Regions from separate parts of the Homo sapiens genome. Here all the other regions are linked to region 3. Evidence: chromatin loops called from intact Hi-C (ENCODE). Cell type or tissue: PC-3. All regions are shown on one strand.

The links. Hi-C counts contacts between places; a loop is a spot of excess contacts. Peaks named below come from ENCODE experiments on the same cell type or tissue, not always from the same donor. Only the 100,000 strongest peaks of a DNase experiment are listed, where the experiment ranks them.
Region 1: it touches region 3 in a loop (3-fold over the local background); 1 of 110 quality-filtered maps calls a loop at or near these places.
Region 2: a loop joins it to region 3, with 4 times the contacts of the local background. A loop is called at or near these places in 1 of 110 quality-filtered maps.

What each region holds. Positions count from the first base shown.
Region 1 is chr2:7,807,197-7,812,196 of GRCh38, reverse strand. All of the region lies in intron 3 of LOC105373408 (a long non-coding RNA gene), which reads left to right. Among named protein-coding and RNA genes, the nearest start is that of LINC01871, 84 kb to the right of the region's middle. In PC-3, a CTCF peak has its summit at 2,365; no DNase peak of the experiment used is centred here; H3K27ac peaks cover 1,365 bases.
Region 2 is chr2:7,823,095-7,828,094 of GRCh38, reverse strand. LOC105373408 (a long non-coding RNA gene) reads left to right here. Exons shown (of 4, transcript XR_922750.1): 3 at 3,471-3,607. Among named protein-coding and RNA genes, the nearest start is that of LINC01871, 100 kb to the right of the region's middle. In PC-3, no CTCF peak of the experiment used is centred here; a DNase peak (open chromatin) is centred at 2,274; H3K4me3 peaks cover 415 bases; H3K27ac peaks cover 2,710 bases.
Region 3 is chr2:7,746,721-7,751,720 of GRCh38, reverse strand. No RefSeq gene overlaps it. Among named protein-coding and RNA genes, the nearest start is that of LINC01871, 23 kb to the right of the region's middle. In PC-3, no CTCF peak of the experiment used is centred here; a DNase peak (open chromatin) is centred at 2,480; H3K27ac peaks cover 2,007 bases.

The DNA.
Region 1 (5,000 bases), 60 kb before region 3:
CATGAGGATAGAAATTATATTTGAATGTGCACAGTATGTCAGCCATTGAAGATGCTCAATAAATATTAGGTACAGAATAAATACATCTTCCAGATGAAAGTTTTCCAAAGAGAGGATAATAAGCCACTAGTGAATCATAAACTGAATTTAATGAGGCATTACAAGCATTTAAAAAAAAGTAGAACAGAGTGAAAAAAGAAAATATTAGTGCAGTATACTGGCAAAACTGAGAATTATTTGGTTGCTATTTGTTATAGATGTGTATGTATATTTGGAAATGTATGAATCTCAGGGTAGAGTGCACTTATACTTTTTACCTGAAGATATAATCAAAAAGTCTAAAAAGTACTTCTTTAAACAAGAGGAATTTAAATTTTTAAATCCTTGGAACATTACACAACAGATAATATGAGTGAAAAAAGTTTTGTGTCAAAAGTACTGAAGAAACTTCCTGGGTGAACACAGGTACAAGTCAGCGTTTTTCGGTTCTCCCCATGGACATTATACCAAAGCAGCAGGGAGAACGTTAAAAGACAAAACAAAATGAAACAAAAACAAGCATATAATCTCCAGTTTTAGTGGAACTTGATGATACATATAAATCCACAGATCTCTAAATACATACAAAGCTTGCCCAAATCCTCCAAGATCATGCAGAAACACTGGTGTAAGGAAGGAAGGAGGAGAAGGTCAGTGGTAGTGAGAGACCCAGCAGGTGACCTTAGAATAGGCCAGCAAAAGACACTCCTGAAGGCAAGCGGGTACCCCAAAAAGAACATATTTTGCTGCCTGTGTGGCAACAATGGGTCGGGAAACTGGGGAGAGCAAGGATGGTGGAATAATTGTTTCTGTATCTATTTTGAATCAGGGCAAAGATAACTTAGGGGTAGAGAATGACTCACCTGAGGTATTAGAGAAAAACAGTTTCTGTGGCAGTGGGCATCTACTGAACCTTCCAGCTCTGAACCCTAGATTGTCAGCCTGCTAGTCTTAGTTTCTCCCCCAACAGCCACCACTCTCAGAAATTCCTGTGAATACGACTTAAGAAAATCCAACCTATTCAATGCTAAGTGTTAAAAGACACAACAATGATCTAACAATAAATAAATGTAAAAAAACTTGATATATGATGACTTACCAGAAAAAGTATTGCCATATAGCAAAAGAAAGTTGTTCCCATTTCCCTATGAAACACAAGGCTTTGAAACAGTTTACTCTGAGCAGAAAGACCACAGCTCAGAAATGCAAGACTGGAGGGAAATAATTGAAAGCTGATAAAAGGAGATTTTTTAAAAAGTTACTAGTATAACTTGAGAACAAAAGTAGAAGAAAAGAAATGGAAAGATCATAAAAATGAAGTGTGGGAAAATAGGTACTTCACAAAATCTACCAAGAGACACGGCTAGAAATGAGAGATGTGAAAAACGTACAAAACTAAAACAAATAGAAATGAAAACAAAGGACTAAAAAGGATAAGAAAGAAAATAATAGCCATAAAAAGGCTAGAAAATAGAGCTAACATACACATTGGCGTCTCCAAAGAAGCAATAGAACACACTGCCACAGTAGAATACAACAGACATTTAATGTTATTAAAAAAAACAATTATTGGCCAGGCATGATGGCTCAAGCCTGTAATCCCAGCACTTTGTGAGGCCAAGGCAGGTGGATCACCTGAGGTCAGGAGTTAGAGACCAGCCTGCCCAACATGGTGAAACCCCATCTCTACTAAAAATACAGAAAATTAGCCAGGCTTGCTGGCCGGCATCTGTAATCCCAGCTGCTCAGGAGGCTGAGGCAGGATAATCTCTGGAACCCGGAGGCAGAGTTTGCAGTGAGCGGAGATCGCACCAGTGCACTCCAGCCTGGGCGACAAGGGCGAAACTCTGTCTCAAAAAAATAAAATGAAATAAAACATTTATTTTCCTGAAATGAAAGAATACTTGAATCTATGTGTGGAAAGTCTTCATTATGTGCTAGAGGAAATTGATGTGAAATGGTCAACTTTGAGACCTGCACGAATGAAGCTAACGGTTTTAAAGATAAAGGAAGAATTCTTAGGGCAGCCAGGGAAAACATCACAATAAGAATGGAAAAAAATGTAATCTCAAATTTCCCCCCAAAATCGTTAACACCAGAGGAAAGTGAGGCAGCACCTACATGACTCCTCCAGGAAATGTGAGGACCAATGATTTGATATCTAGCCAATCTGTCTCTCAAATATTAAAACTATAGGCAAACTTTATGAAAAACAAGAACACCAGGAGTATGACTACAGTATTGCCAAGAACCCGCACAATAAAATTACTAGAGGATGAACTGCAGCCAAGAAGTGATGGGGGAAACTGTCACCCTAGTGGTGAACATTGAATAGAATGAACTGTAGACATGAAACAGAAATTCCCATGAGTATTGCTGAGATATAGAGAACTACAAATTTCATATGCCTAGGCAACCGAGAAATGACAAAATTGGGAGGGAAAAGGAGAAGAAAGGTGAGGCAGAGTCAATTTTTTGATGACTTTAGCTGTGATAGCTGGCTATTGGATCGTATCATTTAAAGATGAAAAATCAAATAACAGAAGTATAAGCATATTTGACAAGACAAAAGTCCACGTTAGCAAAGACTTCATGGACTGAAATTAGGGGATTGAACAGAGAAAGATGACCAGAAGGGCAAAGTACACATTATTTTCAACATGGTTTACAATAAGGAAACAGTAGATACTGTCTAAGTAAATAGAGACTAGGGGTGTTATATTAAAGTTTAGCACTAAAGGTAAACATGAAAGAAAAACACAGATTTTTCTAAGTATTAGAAAAACCACAAAAAATAAAAATGATCATGAAAGTAGACCACATAATTTTAAACAACAAATCAGAAAAGGTAACATAAAATGTCAGAGGAGTTTCATGTGTCAACTTGTCTAAGCCACAGTCCCCAGTCATTCAGCCATTTAGGTGTTGCTAAGGAAGTATTTTGTAGATGTGATTGAAGTCCACAATCAGTTGACATTAATTAGGGAGATTACTCTAGCTGATCTGGGTGGTTCTGATTCAATCCATTGAAAGGTCCCAGGAGCAGAGCCGAGGCTCTCCTGAAGAAGAGATCCTACCTGTGAGCAGCAGAAGCTCTTCTGGCCTGTGAATCACAACCTGTCTTTGCTGGTGGCCTGCCCTACAGATTTTGGACTTGCCTTGCCAGGTCCCACAACTGTATAAGTCAATTCCTTACAAAAATATGTTCATGTATATCTGAGCTACTGGTTTGTTTTTTTCTGGTTAAACTGACTAATAAAAGAGGCAAGTTCAAGTATATTTTTCTTATCAATAAATGTAAATAGTATATCTCTCCTATTATAAGAAAAAAATTTGAGAAAGAATCAGAAAACACAAAACACAATCCAACTCTATAATGTGGAAAAAGACACATCTAAGCAAAGTGATTGAGGAAACTTGAAATTAAATGAATGGGCATAGCATAATGGTAAATGCAAGAATTATATAACTAGTGGTAATGATCTTAATGCCAGGCAAGATGGAATTCATTGCACAAAATATAAAATGACCCAAAGTTGATGAGCTTCTATTTTTAAATAATACTCTCCACAATGAAGAAACATTGGAATCTAGATACTTAGGGTTAGGGATTAGAACCACTTTTTTAATCACTACATTCTAAGTCCTTGGTCAATTTCTGACACATGGCAATTCCTCAATAAAAATGCTTGCCGAGTAAATTTATGAGCGGTTTTGAAAATCTATGCATAAAGTATCATATCAGCAACATTTACAAAGTAGAAATTAGAAGAGATACAGCACGAAATTTAGCATACTGGGATAACAGACATTAATTCCTCTCTCTTATCTCACCAGCCATGATATATCAAGTGGATAAAAAATAAGTAAGACTATTTCCTGTGCCTGAGTTTTCTTGAAAGATGAGCCTGAAACAAGGATTAAAGTGCTGACATTGTTTCAAGACCCAGGCTGTGAAAATGAGAGGAAAAATCAGCGAGACAAAGGGACAATTTCAGCACTGCAGTAGGCGAGAAGGCGGTGCTGGCCTCTCAGGTGTTTAGCATTTGTGTTCACGCGACATGTGATACTTCTCGAGAAGATTTTCAAGGAGAAATGACCCTTCAGAACCTTCCTGAGAGAAGAAAGAGGCAGAATCGGTCTACCTAGCTTCAAATGGTCAAAGTTCACCCACAGGAGCTCAGCTCGTTGCACTTTCAAATTTCATCATCTACGCTGTCAGGAGCCACCCAAGAAGCCAGGTGCCATGCGCGCTGCCTTTTACCATGCGCGCTGCCTTTTACCATGCGCGCTGCCTTTTACCATGCGCGCTGCCTTTTACCATGCGCGCTGCCTTTTACCATGTGCGCTGTACCTACAGAATTATGTTCAGCTGCATTTCAGCAAGGTACTGAAAACTAGCTAAATGCCCATCAATAGTAGCATTCGAATAATTTGTATTGCTTCTATTCACAGAATTCTATCCATCTGTAAAAACGCATAATGAAGATATTCTATAGGTACAAACAAAAATATTTCAAATACACATTTAACTGTTTGGTACAAAGGGGTAGAAATACATATACATATTTGTATCTTATTGTGTTTAAAGAAAAAAAATCCGCAGAGAATTTGGTAGTTCTTTGGTGTTGTGTAGTCAGGCAAGGGGAAGAATATATACATCAAAATTTATTATTTCTAATAAACTGCAGAAATCTGAAGTATTTAGGTATTTCTAAACCTAAAGTATTAGAAACATTTGACATGAATCTAGATTGATTTAAAATTCTGGAGGAATCTTTGGAAATAAATTTCAAAGTCTTCAAAAATAAATACACCCTAAAGCAGGGGTCCCCAACCCCCCAAGCTGAGGTCCAGTGCTGGGCCTTGGCCGTTTAGGAACCAGGCTGCATAACAAGAGGTGAGCACTGGGCAAGCTAGCATTCCCACCTGAGCTCTCCTTCCTGTCAGGTCAGTGGCAG
Region 2 (5,000 bases), 76 kb before region 3:
TAGAATTAAGGGGGTGACAAAGTAAAAGGCCAAGATAAATGGCACCATGTCTGTAGGATGGACTGGGCCAGGGCTCCAAGTTCAAAGGAAGAAAATAGAGATTTTGTTTGTTAAAAATTTTAATTTAAAGGGTATCACATTTTTATAGTAAAATTTACTGGAAAAGAGATAAAATGATAGGGAAATGGTTTCTGTTTATTTACTAATTCTAAATATGATAATTGCATTAAAATATAGTATTTTAACAAGAAGACACTTAGGAAATGTCAAGAAGAATAAAAGAGCAATAATCCAATGTAAACTCTAATATAACATCCATATAGTTAGACAGGAACACTGAACAAAAAAAGAAGAAAAGAAGTCAGATAGAAGAAGAGTCTCTAACAACATGTACAGAGGACAGTTGTTGAAACTAGTTGAAAAAATAACTTTAACTCCTACCAATATTCTGAAAAGCCAGAAATTGATTGTTTTTCTAGAAAAGTATAGATTAAAAATGGATTCAAGCAGGTAAATAATTTGAACATACCAATAAACATGGAAGGCCTTAAAAAATTCAAAGAATTCACTTTAATGAGTGTCCTGAAACGAGACAGTTCTAAAATTATGTTTTTTCATGCATTTGTGTTTTAGGTAAATCTGGTGTTTCATAGTATATTCCATAGAATATGATGGCGAGTAGGGAAAGAAAAAGAAATTTTATTTTATTTAATTATGAAGATAGCATAACCCTTATACTAAAATCTGAAAAATAAATTATAGAAAAATTATAGATCATCTTAATTTGATATGCTAATATCTATAATGAAATTAAACAATAAGGTATAAATATCCGTAACGAAATTGAACAGTAGAATATATAAAATATTAAAACCAGAAAGGGCTTATAACTCAGGAATTAAATAATCCTTCTCTATTAATTAATGTATAGCTACTTCACAATATACATTTCAAGAAAGATAACATATATTTAAAAATATGGTAGGTGTTAAAAATACTTGCTAAATGTTCATTTCCGTTTAAAAATGTAGTGTTACATAGTAGAATGGTAGCCTTTCAAAACATATGCCCACATCCTATTCCCTGGAACCTGCAACCTTACTTGGAAACAGAATCTTTGCAGATGTAAACAACTTAAAGACCTCGAGATGAGATCATCTGTATTATTTGAGTGGGCCCTAAATCCAATGACAAGCATATTATAAGAGACACACAGACGAAAGGCAGGCACAATACTAGGAAGCAACTAACCAGAGAGGCAGAGATTGGAGTGATGCGGCCATAAGCCAAAGGCCAGCTGGAGCTGCCAGAAGCTGGAAGAGGCAAAGGAAGAAAGTATCTGTTGCTTTGGAGGCACTAAAAGGACACCTTGATTTTGGACTGCCGGCCTCTAGAATATGAAAGAACACATTTCTGTTATTTTAAACCACCAGTTGGTGGTAAGTTTTTACATCAGTCTCAGAAAACTAATTTAAAAACTTTAAAGTATTAATAGATGGATACTTATGTATTATGATGAAAAGTATCTATCTGCCAACGCTGGACTCTGTAAGTGCTTAAAATATAACTGCAACTTCTCCTGGATAGAGCAAAGGATTTGATTGCTAAATCTTTTGGACCAATCATGAGTTTATGACAGTGGACAAGTTTGCTTGTAGGTAAACCTCACTTTCTTCATCTCTAAAACGTGGTTAACAAAACACCATTCAGAGTAATTATTACAATTTGACATAATGCATTAAAAAGTTTACACAGTTCCCAGCACACAATAAGCACGTGATAAATATATTCCATACACACAGATACACAAAAGGACATGGTACCTGGGGCCACGCTGATTGACATCTGGCAGCTTCTAATTTCATTATGTGGTTCAGTAAGACAAGTGCTATTGTACAAAAGTAAAGCTAACAAGCTTAAACCAAAGTTTATTTTTTTCTTCATATGACTCAAAAAGAAATAACATCAAAGAAAAATCAGTTACAATTACAAAATGACTAAACTATAAGAAAAGTGTAAGGACCTTTTGTATCGGCTATGAATGAGAACATACTTTCCCAAAAGCTGTCTTTAAAAGCTGTGAACACCAGAGAAAAGCAGTGCCGCACACCCAGGTGCTCTCTGTGGGCGTGCTCTGCAGATGACTTGGGGTTAGGAAAGTGAGTTTCTAGAATTCTTGGCTTGTGCATCTGAGAGGTACTTTCCTCGGCTTGTTTGTTTTGCGTGAAGAGTTGCTAGGAATGATTCAGAATGTACATGTTTGTGTAGTGAAAGTCCTGGGGTTCTGGCATCCAGTGAGGGTCCTGGCCCCTGTACAAAGTCTTCTTTCTCATGTGGGAGCTGGCTGCTCCCCGGAAGTGGGTATAAAAGTCAGACAGCATTCCTCTCATTCCCAACCAAACAGGTCTCTCACAGAGAGGGAAATAAATGTCCCACTGGCCTGTGTGGGGGCGTTCCGGAAAAGGGCCTATTTCCATTCTCCAGGCACTTCTACAACTGCCCTGATGTCTGGAAGAGCCTTCGTGATTGGTGAAAATACAACTGATTTTCTAGTAGAAATATAGCTTCCCTCCAGAAGATCTATTCCACCTGAGCAAGAAGCTGGTTCTTTAGGCTGAGGATGGTATGGAGACTGTCTTAGTCTGTTTTGTGCTGCTATAACAAAATACCAGAGACTGAATAATTTGTAAATAACAGAAATGTATTCCTCACAGTTCTGGAGGCTGGGAAGTCGAAGACCAAGGTGCCAGCAGATTTGGTGTCTGGTCTGTTTCTAAGGTGGCACCTTGTTACTTCATCTTCCAGAAGATACAAAGGATGTGTCCTCACATGACAAGGCCAAGTGAGCTGAATACTGCTTGAAGTCTCTTCTATAAAGGCCTCAATTCCATTCTCAAGAGAGGGGCCCTCATAGCTTAATCACCTCTTAAAGGTCTCATCTCTTACTACCACCACATTGACCATTAAGATTCAACACCTGAAGTTTGGAGGGGACCCATTCCAACCCTAGCAGGGATTACCTCTCCTGTCCTTCCACTCATCAGTGAAAGGATGCCTCTGTCCCCCTCTCCTGTTTCTGGACCTATTAGATTTAAGGACATTTAGAAAGGGAGAAATGGCTGAGGAAGTTAAAAAAAAATGGTTTGATAAACTGTGGAATAAAAATAATCTCCATAGAACTTAATTGGTACTTTTTACTTGAGGGAAATCCATGTGGCCCCAGTTAGCATGATTATTTTTGGTCATGCTTGACATCTATGTTTGCAAGAATATTAATTTATTTGGCTGACAAGCCATGAAATGTCTATCTTTATGTTTCCCATTTGGTTATTCATCCTATGCATTAGGGAAAACACAAAGAAACCTAAAGACACCAGTAGGTGGTCCAAGTGGGGAGGCAAACACTGGCAACTGACACATCTTGCTATGTGTAAAAATCTATGCTCACGTCGCTCTGTTTTATTCCACAGGTTGTGCTATTAGAGATTAGAGGAGTTAATGTAGGTGCAGCTTCCTCACAGAAAATGCAAGACACACAAGGGCTGCTTTCAGCATTCTGCTTGATCGTGCACAGCTAGACGCAGAGCACTCAGGAGCACACAGGAGGGTAATAAAAATCACATCCACCATGCTTTCTGGTTTGCAAAAGCCCTTTGGGAATGTCATCTCATGTGCCTGAATGCAGTGCTCCCTACCTCTGCTTCTCACAGTGGGGTTCTCCTTCCAGATCCTGGTGTCCAGGAGAAACCTAGACATGGTCTTTATCACATTCAGACACTTCTCCATCTGCATGAGCAAGTACAGGATAAGGTGCTATGTTTTACTATCTTTGTACTGTCAGGGATGCAGATGGATAAGTGGTATTTTGGCACTAATTTGCAAAGCTAAAGGCCCCAGCTCCTAGTTACAAAGAATTTTTTGCTTCTCTTTAGTGGTTTCCATAGCAGTGTGTTTCTCCCCACAGAACAAGCTCTGGAAGAATTAGCACAAGAGTTTTGGAGATGATACTACTTGTTTCATTTTACAGTGCTTACCCTTTGACAATAGCTGCGTTCTTTGCTACATCTGAGGTTCATGATATTTTTATACCAAATCAAGAACTTAATTTAAAATACTGTCCAAAATAACATCTCATACAAACTTGGAAATCTTGGGAAAAAAAAATAACCAACCATTATGAAACTTTTAACCCACTCTATAATTTCAAGGGATAAAAAGCTCTTTATGTGAAAATGTATTGATAACATTTTGCCAAACACACAAGGACTCGAATCTTTCCCATGATGAAAAGATTTCTTCACCCATTGGGAAGATGTGTTTGCTTCTTATTTCATTCAACAAACACTTACTACACACAAGGTACATGCCAGCATTGCTTCAACCCTTGGAGATATACAGCCCTAGGACATTGTCCTCAAAGAACAGCAAGAGTGTAGTGTGAGATTTTTTAAAAAGGAAAAGATGAAGGCAATATGGCAGTGGTTGAGGGAGGGCTTTCCAGTGTCTGTGGAGTATGATGGAGGGGCACGGAGGTGGGGGTGGCCGTCCTCACTCCTCCGTCTGCGTGGAGGGTCAAAAGAGGAAATATACCAGCATGTGCTGGATTTGTACTATAAGCCAGACACTGCACTGTGCTGGTGGACACTCCAGCCTTACACCTTGCAAGTATGTTTGTACATATAGATTTTAAGAATTCAACAATTCTAGGAGATAGCTAGCCTTAATCCCATTTTCCAAATGATAAAACTCAGGCCAAAAGTGTTCCCAAATATATTCCTTACCCATCCCATTCTAAAGCCAAGTGTTGTAACACCGCTTCACCAGTCTTCAAAAATATGTAGCAATTGTCCAGATTTCACCATGAGCAAATGGACAAATGCCCAAATTAGCAAAAGTCGGGGTTAAATTTTGGAATAACATTAATTCAGGATTAATTAGGATTAATCAATTAATTAGGATTGAGATGGGAAAGGAGCAGCGGCAGATTGGGCAACCCTGGC
Region 3 (5,000 bases):
ATAAAATAAAATAGCCGTGTAATTTATTTTTGAGTAGTTGAATTATTTATTAGATTATTGCAGCTTATCAGACAAAGACACAAACTAAGAAATAAAAAGACTCACACCACGTCTAAGATATTACTAAATTCAACACCAATTTAAACAATGACAGATATAACAGCTGAGTTCTCTTTTGGGCTATAATACTGGAAAAATATATACTTTTGGCCAAATAATTTAATTACATTAAATTTTATCTTAATAGGCTACTGAAAGATTAAAAAGATAAATGTGAAGATATTTTGTAAACTATAAACTACTATTAAAATGTGAGGGCTTAATTTCATTTACAGTGTTACTGTTTTATTGAAGACTTCTTAAGTGGACAAACTATGACAAATCTGAAGCAAGTTTTTTTAAAATTCCATATTCTATAAGTTATTTTGAAATATTGGTGAATATGAATATTATTTGTTTATTCCTAATATGTTTATATAGCATGTAATGTTTTATATAATATATTCCATTATATTAACAAAATATATAATATGTTAGTTAATACATAATATATAACATTAATATATGAAATACTAAGAAAATATTCATAATAATATATTGATATATAATATAATCACATATGTTGAATTATATTAATCTAACATATAATATAGTATGTTATATTTATTATATATTATATATAATTTGTCTATACAGAGAGATATTTGTATCTTTTTAAAAATGCTATGTTGTAAATATTTTGCAATTTAATGAATAATTGCTGTAAACTTGACTTTAGGTGAAGGTATAATAGTTAATGTTCTCCAAGTTCCCAAATTTTCATTATTTCCATTGTTTACTCATTTAGTTGGTAATTGTTTCTATTTGTTGCTCATTTTAATGTATTTTACATTTTTAAAATCATAAATGATGTGGTATTAATACTTTTTATGCACAAATTATTATCAACATCTTTGACTATTTTGTTAGGATTCCCTAGAATTTTCCAGAATTACTGGGCTAAAGTTTTGTACTTGATAAAAATTGACATATTATTTTAGGAAAAGATTGCAAGTGTGTACAAATTCGAGCTTTTACAGGTAAATGAGAGAATTCTTTTCACATGTCATGCTCTCCAGCATTAAGGGGTTTCCAAAGTTACTTCTAATTTGTAATGCAAAAACAGCTTTTATTACCTTAATTACAAGATTTTATCATTATAGAGCTGCCCTGTCCAAAGCTGTAGCCACCAGCCACATAATTTAATTTGAAATTCACTAACTTACATAGAATTAAAAAATTTAGCTCTTCAGCTGCACCAGCCACATTTCGAGCACCCAGTAGCCCCATGTGGGCCACAGTGTTGAGCATCTCAGAACAGGACACTTCCATTGGTACAAACATTTCAGCTGCTATAGAGGCTAGATTTTATTTTTATAAATTAATAGCTAGTTGTAATTATGTTCTTTCATTTGCAATTGATCGACACAGACACATAACTCAAACCTGCTTAGAAAATAAAATTAAGGATAATTCATTAGCTCATTTCATAGGCAGTCAGGGTGGATATGGATTTCCAGGCATGTCTTAGCATGCTATTTTAAACAATGCTTCCATCTCTCTACAAAATCAGTAACATATTTTTTTTTTCCATTTTCTTCTATCGGTCTCCATTTGGTTGCAAAGATGACAGCTTGTGGTTTATTTCATTCTCGTAAATGTTCTGTCATTAGCAATTTGGTCTGACTTATTTTAATCACATAAATTCATTATGGAAGAATTTTTTAAAGGCTTATTATAAAAATTGTTTATAGTATTCAATGTTTCCATTCAAAATATAATAAACCCTGTATATTATTTGTATTTTACAGATCATAGAAATATTTTTGTTTTCATATACTTTCTACATAAATCTTGCAAAATTTATAGCTAGGTACTTTATGTTTCTACTACTATTTTGGATAGGGTCTTTTTTTCATTTTATTTTCTAAAAGCTTACTGCTCATTTCTAAAAAAAATATTGAATAATCTGTATCTATATTTTATCTGTTTACTTTGCTTATCTAAGTTATTGAGTCTAACATTTTTTTCAGTTGATTCTCTTAGGCTATCTAAGGTATAATCTAAGTATATTCTTTGAATTATAAATGGACTTTTTAAAAATTATTATTTCAAGTAGTTCCCGTTATGTTGGTTCTTGTCTCTTTTCATTCACTAGAACATTCAGAACTATTTTTAAAAATTTGATTTTAAACATTAAGAGTGCTTGCAGTTGTATACTTCGAAAAATTCACCTTGAAAAGACGAAATACAAATTTGAAGTGAGTTCTTTAAATCTTTATTTGGTCCTATATAGAACAATGAAAGGTCTTTGTTGCCATTTTTTTAAGAAAAATCGTATTGCTAGAGATTCACTTTTCTTTCTTCTTGTTGGATGACTAAACAGGAAGAGCGTAGAGCTGCCAAGCCAGGCTTTGCTCAGCTGCATCCTGCCCAGCCTCAGGCGCTCAGTGACCTCAGTAGGATCGGCTGCTCCTGTCTTCGAGCCATCTCTTGGCGAAGGACTTTCCAGGTTCCTCGGCAGGCAGTTGACGATGTAGCACCAGGGGACTCCTGTCCCTTGGTCACGTCCCTTTTTTCAACGTGACCTCAGTCTGGTCCTCTCCAGGCTGTCTTTACTGAGGACAGGCCATGCAGATCCCTGGTCAATCTTGCTCTGCACCCAGGTTGTCAGCATCCTCAGGGTCCACATCTTTCTCCCCTGTACAGAGGGGCTGGAACCCTGCTGTGGCTGGATATGGGAACAGCCACCCGCTGTGGTGGGAACAGATGTCATAGGGCTGGCCTTCAGGAGCTGTGGTCGAGCTCTCATTTCTCACCACACTTTCACACTATTAGTTGTTTAGAGGTACTTTACGGCTGCAGAGCGTCTGTGACGGCTAAAATTGTCTGTTTTACTGGTTACAAAGGGCCTGTTCCAGAGTCTGAATTTAATGGAATCTCCACGCTCTCTCGGCAGCCCCACAGCCTCTCCAACGCAGCGTCACAACGTTTCTGGACGTGGATTGCTTTGTAAATGTCTTTAATTTCACTTTTCACTTTCAAAATACCAAAACTTGAAATGTATATGATAGGTTGCTTGTTCAACATGTAATACAGAATTATGATCGGTACACATATCAAAGAAAAGACCTTGGACCTATAGTGAATTAATGATGAACAAACGTATTTTTGCATGTTTTAAAGTAACACAAAAATTTTAGCTTAATAACCTATTTTTAATTCCCAGTGTTAAATTCTGCTAAAAAAGTTTAGCCTAAAGCTGTCTCCTTACATATTTTAAATTCAGCCTGAAGGTTTCTTCACGTACAGTGAACTGAAACCTAACTAGATGTTAAACAAACTGGAACCAACCCTTGTGCCCATTACTGAGTTTTGGCCAAAGGCAGCCAACTGTCCAAACCAAGTTCAAATAAGACACTACCCAGCTGTAACAAGTCTGGCTGTTTCTGACCTCACTTCCGTCTTTTCTACCTGGGATTTCCTTTTTCAGTCTTTTTTGTTTTAAGACAGAGTCTCACTCTCTCTCTCTTTTTTTTTTTTTTTTTTTTTTTTTGAGATGGAGTCTCGCTCTGTCGCCCAGGCTGGAATGCAGTAGCATGATCTCGGCTCACTGCAATCTCTGCCTCCCGGGTTCAAGCGATTCTCTTGCTTTAGACTCAAGAGTAGCTGGGACTATAGGCACCCACCACCATGCCCCACTAATTTTTGTATTTTTAGTAGAGATGGGGTTTAACCATGTTGGCCAGGCTGGTCTCAAACTCCCGATCTCAAGTGATCTGTCCCCCTCGGCCTCCCAAAGTGCTGAGATCACAAGTGTGAGCCACTGCACCCGGCCCTTTTTCAGCCCTTAAATCTTCCCCAATCACCCAACAGCACCAGAGTCTCTCTGGTTCAGGGAACTGCCCAATTTGCAAATCATTGTTTGCTCAATTGACCTCTGTGAAATTTAATTCGTCTAAGGTTTTTCTTTTCACAACTGTTATTTGTGTGCATTCTCAAATCTTGATAGAAATCTTTTTGAAGTTTTATAGAATTAATTGGGTAGCAGTCCATGTGTCTGTGCTCTGGATTTTATTAAATATTTTACAATTAATCCTTTGTTAAATTTTGAAACAAAAAATCCATAGTGTTATACTTGTTAGCATTCTACTCATTCTTTCTACTGTTTTGGCAACTTAAAAATATCTAGAACAGGCATGGTGGCTCATGCTTGTAATCCTAGCATTTTGGGAGGCCGAAACAGGAAGATTAAAGATTGCTTGAGCCCAGGAGTTCAAGACCAGCCTGGGCAACAGAGCAAGACCCAATTCTGCAAAAAATATAGAAGAATTAGCTGGACATTGTGGCATGCTCCTGTAAGGCCCAACTACTCAGGCGGCTGAGGATAGCTTGAGCCCAGGAGGTTGATACTGTGGTGATCCACTGCACTCCAGCCCAAGTGACAGCAAAATTCTATTAAAAAAAAAATCCAGGAAAGTATCTATACAACAAGATGTAAAAGTAATTGGCATTTAACCCCGCACCTGACAGCCTTTCAGGTTTTATACACTACTGTTATTATTCACTATTATTATATGAACTTTATGATTTTTAATACTTTTATTTTTCTGTGTCATAGATTTGCTCTCTCATTTTCATTATTTCAAAAAATTGATCCTTAAAATTTCTGATCTATCTTGCTATTTTCCATATTTTGATAAGTTTTATTCACTTTCAGTTCATTCTTTTTGTTTTCCTTAGAGTTGTCTTTTATTTTTCAGTTTTTTTGAAATCAATCTCTGTTTCATATCTATTTGTTATTCTGTGACAAATAGGGTACTTTAGGATATGAATTTAACTCTGGATATAAATTTGGCAGCACCCCTTATGGTATATAACTGTAATGAGAGGCAGTTTTTTATTTTAATTTTTATTTAGATTACATATGCATGTTCCCTGTGTTTCAGAGCTACATGTGT